Linked DNA regions of Homo sapiens: region 2 is linked to region 1. A link is a contact called in ENCODE Hi-C data. All regions are on one chromosome and are shown on one strand. Each heading gives the region's core, a stretch centred on a gene start or an enhancer-like site at or near the end of the contact. The rest is flanking DNA. Distances are from core to core; before and after follow the strand shown.

Region 1 (3,557 bases), core at 189-2,688:
TCAATTTGGTAGTGGGGTAACATCAAATCCAATTTTCTCACTCAACTTTATTAAAAGCAGCTGGCTCATGACTTGTGGTAGGCAAGCAATGTTATTTATTTAAAAAGCAATTCTCAGTGGGCTGCCCTTCAGGTTATTCTCTACATAAGTCTGTAATTTTATGTACTTCCTTTCTTTAATGAAAAAATGGTATTTGCCCTTCTGACTTTTCACTTTGATAACCTTATTAGTATCAGAAACAAGTTAGCTGTAGACGGATTACAATGAAAAGTGTTCTCATTTTTTCTAATAAAAACAGGATATTGTAGATACATTTCAAATTTCAGTTGTCCAAAAATGTAGCCCTTCTATATTTTGTAGTGGCAGATACAAGAGATCAGAGAGCCCTTAAAAGTCACGTTATAAACATGAACATATGTTCAATCTCTTGTACTAAGTTTTCTTCCCAAAAACTGCCAGGCATCCACCACTTACCTCATTTTTTGCAACTGTTAAGAAAATTGCCTAATACAGAAGCCTTTTGAAAACTGTAAAGCTGGGCCATTTCTGTGGTCAGTTATGTACCTTTTCTTAAATTTTCTAGGTCAATAACTGCAGAATACAGTAGTAACACCCTATCTTTAGCCACCCTTAGAGCTTTAGGGCAGGGAAATTCCTTTTAAGACCATCTCTATTCTGTTGGATTTAACGAAGTACCCAAACACTTTATACTACATGTAATGGGTTTGAAACAGATTAAGCAGCAGGATGGAAGCTTAGTATTCTTGTTTTTGAAGTAAAACAAATCCTTCCAAATGCCTCCTTTTGTTCATTGTCTTCCTCATCCTTCCAACCACTTTCCTAGCACTGGAGTAACAGCCAGGCAACGTAATACAGTACTTCAAGCTTTACAATATACTGTTAAGTGCAGCATTGCCTAGTGAGAGAAAGATAAAATTAAAGAAAGAACGAGAGAAACCTCTCGTTGGAAAGTTCCTGCAGTAAAAGTGAAACCTATGGTATTGACTATCTTTACAACTATGAAAAACTTTTCAATTCTGAGAAAATAAAGGTATCAGTGAGCCAGTGCAGCCTTCAGTGCTACACGTCTTCACCTCCCTTTAATCTTTTTAACAGCTACTAGCTGACCCAGATGCCCGCTTAATTGCTTTTAGCAACCACCAGGTCCAACACACCTCAAGCCAGCTCAAGACTCACTAGGCAAGCGGAGCAGAAACGTAAGCCGGCTCCCTTCAGACTTTCAGCGAGGGAGAAGACGCAGCCGGCAGTGGGGCGCGAACGCCACGCCTCCATGAGGGGCGGGGCTGCTTCCCGACCACCATTTCCACAGAGGCAGGGCAAGAAGAGGGCCACAGGTGACGTCATTCAGGAAAGCCGCCCTGATTGGAGGGAAGGAGGCGGAGTCTAGTTTCCCTGGTGACGGATTGTCCGGTGGTCGCCTGGTAACCGGTCGTGGCTGTACTGGCGGCGGCAGGGCTGGCGGCTTAGGCCGCAGAGGTCTGTGGGCCTGAGCCCACGCTGGACTCTGTCCGTTCTGCGATGACTGCTGCTCTGGCCGTCGTCACGACGTCGGGTTTGGAAGATGGGGTGCCTAGGTCCCGTGGCGAAGGGACCGGGGAAGTGGTCTTGGAGCGGGGGCCCGGCGCGGCCTACCACATGTTCGTGGTGATGGAGGACTTGGTGGAGAAGCTGAAGCTGCTCCGCTACGAGGAGGAGTTCCTCCGGAAGAGCAACCTGAAGGCCCCGTCCAGGTGGGTGCCGGCGTCCCCGAGCGCCCGGGTGCCTGCTAGCCCCCAGGGAGATGCCCTCCTTGGTCCTGCTGGGAACCAGTTTCGTGAGAGCGGGTTAGCAATTCCTTGCCTCCGTCTTCCTAGCCAGGGAAGGGCACTTCACCCCAAACTCCCGGGAGGTCCGTGGAGCTCACGCAGCCCTGACTTGGTATTTTTGTAGAGAGAATAAATAAGTTTTGGAACGGCAGAAAGGATCGGAAGACAGCTTGCCTGTTTTTTTCCAACACACACGCATTACCAGAAAACACAAACTATATTTTCTGATTGTAAAGATGAAACAAATACTCATTGAAGAAAACTCAGAAAAACACAAGTAAATGTCTAGAAAAATTATAAGACCGTCCAAAATTCGCCTCCAGAGAGGAATGCCATTATCACTTAAGGCTTTTTTTCTAGTTTGGGGTTTTTTGTTGTTGTTTAAGACCCTGTTCATACAACTGGGGACCGTGGGTACTTAGGATCCTGTTAAGGAGCACTTTAAATGCGGTTAGTAAACTTGTTAACTACTTGCTATGGTTTAAAAGACTTCTGCCTTTGTAATAACCATACTCTCAGAAACTGAAAAGTGGAAAAGACGAATGACAACTATTGAATTGTCCCCCTATCATAGAACCTAAAGTTTTACCCTTGTTCCGGTGGGGGAAAAGTCCAACATATCCTGAAAGCAATGCCATTACTTGCTGAGGGTAGTGGTCAGCTAGGACCTTCTCCTCAAATCACTGTAGCTTAGCAGTAGCCAGATAAATCAGTTTTATAGCTTTTCTTTCACTTTAATACTTACATTTGTATATTTTATTCCATAAAAGGCAATCAGTATTAAGAATCTATAGTACTTAATGTCTACAGCCAGGCTCAAATAATTTCCCTTGATAGTTTTAATCTCATTCCACTGCTGTCTTCCAATAACTTGAATTGAAAGATATGTAGGCTTGATATAAACTGTTCATATTAAATTAGTCCATGGTCGGAGAAAAGATAAAGGAAAAAGTAGTGTTGCTTGATCCATGTTAGAAAAGGTAGTCCTGGGATTATTACTTAAAGTGAATTGATCAGGATAATATAGACAACCAACATTTCCTATGTTAATAAAAATGCATTTTTTTCCAAGTATATTTTTAAAATGAAAACAAAATGTCCTTAAGGTTCTGTTGATGTCATCTCTTGCACTGTGTCCTCAGGGGTTCAGCAGGATACTTTGAATCATGGATTTGTGTGGGGATATCCTAGTCCAATGGTTCTCAAAATGTGATCACCAGACCAACAGCATCAGCATCACCTGGGAACTTACTAGAAATGAAATTCCTCAGGCCCTTTCCCAGGTCTACCTTTTCAGTAATTATAGGGATGGGGCCTAGCATCTGTTTCAGTAAGCCTTCCAGATGATTCTGATGGACACTAATGTTTGGGAACCACTGTCCTAGGTTTACAGTATCTATTGGTGTTCATTCCTCTGCCCTAGAAGAGTTATCTGCCGATAAGGAAAAGATGACTTTTTGGTGGGTGGGTGCTTTGAAAGGATAGTGAGCATATACCTGGAAGGACTTCATGGCCTTTTTTCTTCCCAGCTTTCTGTTATCTTCCAGAACATTTACATTTATCCTGCAGGAAAAAGTTTGGGAAACATGAAGGAGTACACGACAGATTTTTATGACAATGGTTATAATAGTTGTAAATACATTGTAAACATAATAATGATAGCTACACATGAACAAGACAAATAAGATCTTTGATTAAACTGACTTGAATGTTGTTGCTAGTGAGTTTTAT
Region 2 (3,437 bases), core at 389-2,888, 980 kb after region 1:
AGATGAACTGTATGGTGTGTGAATTATATCTCAATAAATCTGTAATTAAGAAAAAATAACAGTAGAAAGAATAAATTGTGTATACTCATATAACTGAATTTCATACAGCATAGAATAAAATTGTAAAAAAGACTTGTTACATGCAACGACACGGATGAATTCAAATATAATATAAAGGGAAATAAACCAAATACTATAAAATATTTACCAAGTAATTCATTTCATGTGAAATGTCAGAATAGACAAAACTAACAGGGGGATGAAGAATGCTACTATTAGTTAATTTCTTGAGCTGAGTTGTGGTTGCCCGGACATGTTTGTGTTAATCTTTGAAAGTTTACTGAACTGTATTTGTAATTTGTACACTTTTTTGTATGCTGTACTTCAACACGTTTTATTAAAAATATTTCTAAAAATCCAAATGTTCAGTAAGTTGTCCTATAATATGCATTAAAAAAGAATTAAAAAATACACAAGCATTTCAAAAGTTATTTTTTGTGGGTTAGGGTTATGGAGAATTTCTTTTCTGCTCTATACGTCTCAGAATTTTCCAAATGACCATAGTAGACATATATTACATTTATCACTAGAAAAAAATACTATTAAAATACAATTGTCTGAGATAATCTTGTACTACTTTTACACTAAACTAATTTAGTTCAAATGTGGGGACTTCAGCTTTTGCTCCCAGATGAAAAGAGCTTGTCATTTTGGAGCAAAGGAGGGCGTGGCAGTTGGTCGGAGTGTTTCCTGGTGGCCTAGGAGACTGCCAGAAACTCACCAAGGGCCACCGGCCTAGGGGGAGGAGCAGAGGTGCAGGTGCAGGGAGGGATTCAAGAGACTGTGAACTAAACCTGGGTGGGTCCCAGTCCTCACAAAACCTGGGTCCTAACTGCAAAACTATGGTCGGGCCTGGGAAGGGGCGGAGGACTCACTGGCGCTCTAGCCTCTGTGCTGGGTGAATTAGTGATTAGGCTCTAATCTTCACAGTCCTCATGATTCTATTTTTGTAAGGCCAGCAGCTAAGAGTGGTTTTTACATTTTCAAAACAAAGACGAATACGCTACAGAGACAGTTCCAGGCCCAAATTCTAGAGTATTTGCTTTCTGGCTCCTTACAGAAAAAGTGGGTAAACTTCTTGATTAGAGGGTCTAGGCAGAAGAATTCTAAGGTATTTAAAATTTTTACCTGGGAATGCGCTTGCTGGTGAGGCGGAGCCGGCGTGAAGCCAGTGTGCCCAGCGGCACTGGTACCACGCGATGCTGGATTGCCTAGGCTGGTCAGACGGAGCAAATCGGAATCCACGGAAGAAAATTCACCTCTTAAGGATCCAGTCCGGAAAGGGATGGCCGGGCTCTTCCTGGGCAGGGGTGCCCAAATGGATGAGGATGCTCTCTGCAGCCCTCGGCGGATCGCAAAGGAGCAGGGCTCCGGTCTTCTATCTGGGAAAACATGGTTGTCACTCGTGGAGAAGCCAACGGAGCCCCTGCGGAGTTTTCTTTCCTTTTCTCTGCTGCAGGCAGAAGAAGCGCATTGCGCGGTTCGCCGGGCTGTCTGCAACTTTGGGAGCTGCGCCGCGTGGGTGCGGCCAGCCGACCGGCGCGTGCGCAGTGAGTTCTCAGCGCCTCCCGCCGCGCAGGCTCGGCGTTGGCCTCCGCGGCCCGTGCGAGTGCGCCCTTCTCGGGTCCCCTAGGTCGCGGGGCAGCCGGGGCGGAAGGGGCTTGTTCATTATTTTGAGAGTTTGTTGTGAACGTCATAACCTTTCGTCCTTAAATATTGCCGATACTTGACCTACGCAAGAGACAATGTCATGTGATTCAGCCTAATATCTCAGTATGTATCCCCTAAGAATAAGGGATTTTTCTACATCAGGGTTTCTCAACCCCGCGCTATGGACATTTTGGGCAGGATGAGTTTTTGCTGTCTGTACCCGTAAGGTGGGGTGACGGGGTGGGGTGGGGGTGTCCTGTGCTAAACAATCACTATTTAGCAGCATCCTTGGCCTCTACCCATTAGATGCCAGTAGCAACCCCCTCCCCCAGTTGTGACAGCCAACGATGCCTCCAGACACTGCCAAACCCAAACGGTGTGGTTGGGGGGGTTGAGGGGGGGAGGGGTAGTGGTGAGGGTTGGGGGAAAAAGGAGAGGTACAAAGTTGCCTCAATTGAGGACCACAGGATCACAATGCACATCATCATACTTAGGAAATGTAACATTGTTATATTACAATAATCTATATTTCATATTTGAATTTCCTCAATTGTCCCAAAATGTCCTTCTTTACCCTGTAGTTTGTAAAATGTAAATCCGAGATTTAACAAGAATCACATAGTGCATCAATAAGAACCACATATTGCAGTTGTCAAGTCTCTTTCGCTTCCTTCAATATAGAGCAGTTCCCTAGCCTTTTTTGTTTGTTTCTCCTGGTATTGACATTTTTGAAAAGTCTAGCCCGGTGGTCTTCCAGAATATCCTTCAATTTGGAGATGTCAGATTGGTTCCTCATTATAAGATTCACGAGTAATAGATATGTACACACAAACATATATGCAGGAATTCTACCTAGGTGATGTATCCAATTTTATCTATTTTCAAATGACTTTTTAGCTGTCATAACATTTAATTTATAAAGCACCTCCCTGACCAGCGATTTGCAATATTTTTATCACATACGTAAATTTCCACATTGTAATTGGGTCTAAGATATATTTTCTTTTTTCCCCGCATTGATCTTATTGTCTACTTATGGGCTAATATACTGTTTTTATTAGAGACTATATTTCAGTATCTGGTAGGGCTAGACTGCATCATTGCTGTTTTCTTAAGTGTTTTTTTAATGCTGGGTTATTTTTTCATGTTAACTATAGAATATAGCCCCATAAAAGTACTTTCAAAAAAAAAATCTTCTGCATACCTTTTCAGTTTATGATGTTGCATTTTCCTTTTGAAAAGCAAGGTTTATTTTTTCTCGTGCTCAAGTTTCAGCTTTGTGTCTTTCAAGGAAGCATCATAAAGGTTTTTCACTTGTTAAGTTTATTCTTAGAGTATTTCTCTTTTTTGTTGGTATCGTAAGTGGGATTATCTCTTCCACTTTTCCTTATAACAGCTAGATTCTTACATAAATGAAGGTACTGATTTCTATGTCTAATTTTGTATCTTGCTACCATATTGAATCTCCTGTTGCTTCTAGGAGTTTCATGTTGATTGTATCTGTATCTCTTTTTACACTTTTATATAATTGCAGTGATTATCCATTTTGAAGTTCAAATTGCCCGTCTTTGGCCATTTTTGGCTCCTTTGTTTATTTGACACAAGCTCGAATGTCTTGATAGCTTACTTGCTTTCTGACACTGTAAGAGTTCCAGTCTCATATTGTACATTTACTGCCTCAGACCTAGAATCAGCCATTTCTCAAAGGTGTCCTTGTTGCTTCCAGT

Evidence for each region. A loop is a pair of places that touch in the nucleus more often than their neighbours do. Pooled maps may share reads with other maps.
Region 2: a map of OCI-LY7 shows a loop between it and region 1 (5-fold over the local background). The contact joins the promoter of LINC00882 here to the promoter of IFT57 in region 1. A Hi-C loop is called at or near these places in 6 of 168 maps with a recorded cell type or tissue (OCI-LY7, ascending aorta, endothelial cell of umbilical vein and 3 more) and 22 of 50 pooled maps.

Annotation. Positions count from the first base shown.
Region 1 is chr3:108,220,305-108,223,861 of GRCh38, reverse strand. IFT57 (intraflagellar transport 57) reads left to right here and starts at 1,438. Exons shown (of 11, transcript NM_018010.4): 1 at 1,438-1,751. The coding sequence starts at 1,540. LOC124909405 (a long non-coding RNA gene) reads right to left here and starts at 1,257. Exons shown (of 2, transcript XR_007095999.1): 1 at 1,176-1,257; 2 at 1-916. RefSeq lists a silencer at 1,231-1,524 and an enhancer at 1,460-1,719.
Region 2 is chr3:107,238,839-107,242,275 of GRCh38, reverse strand. It overlaps LINC00882 (long intergenic non-protein coding RNA 882), which reads left to right and starts at 1,638. Exons shown (of 4, transcript NR_028303.1): 1 at 1,638-1,833. It overlaps DUBR (DPPA2 upstream binding RNA), which reads right to left and starts at 1,584. Exons shown (of 4, transcript NR_028302.1): 1 at 1,189-1,584.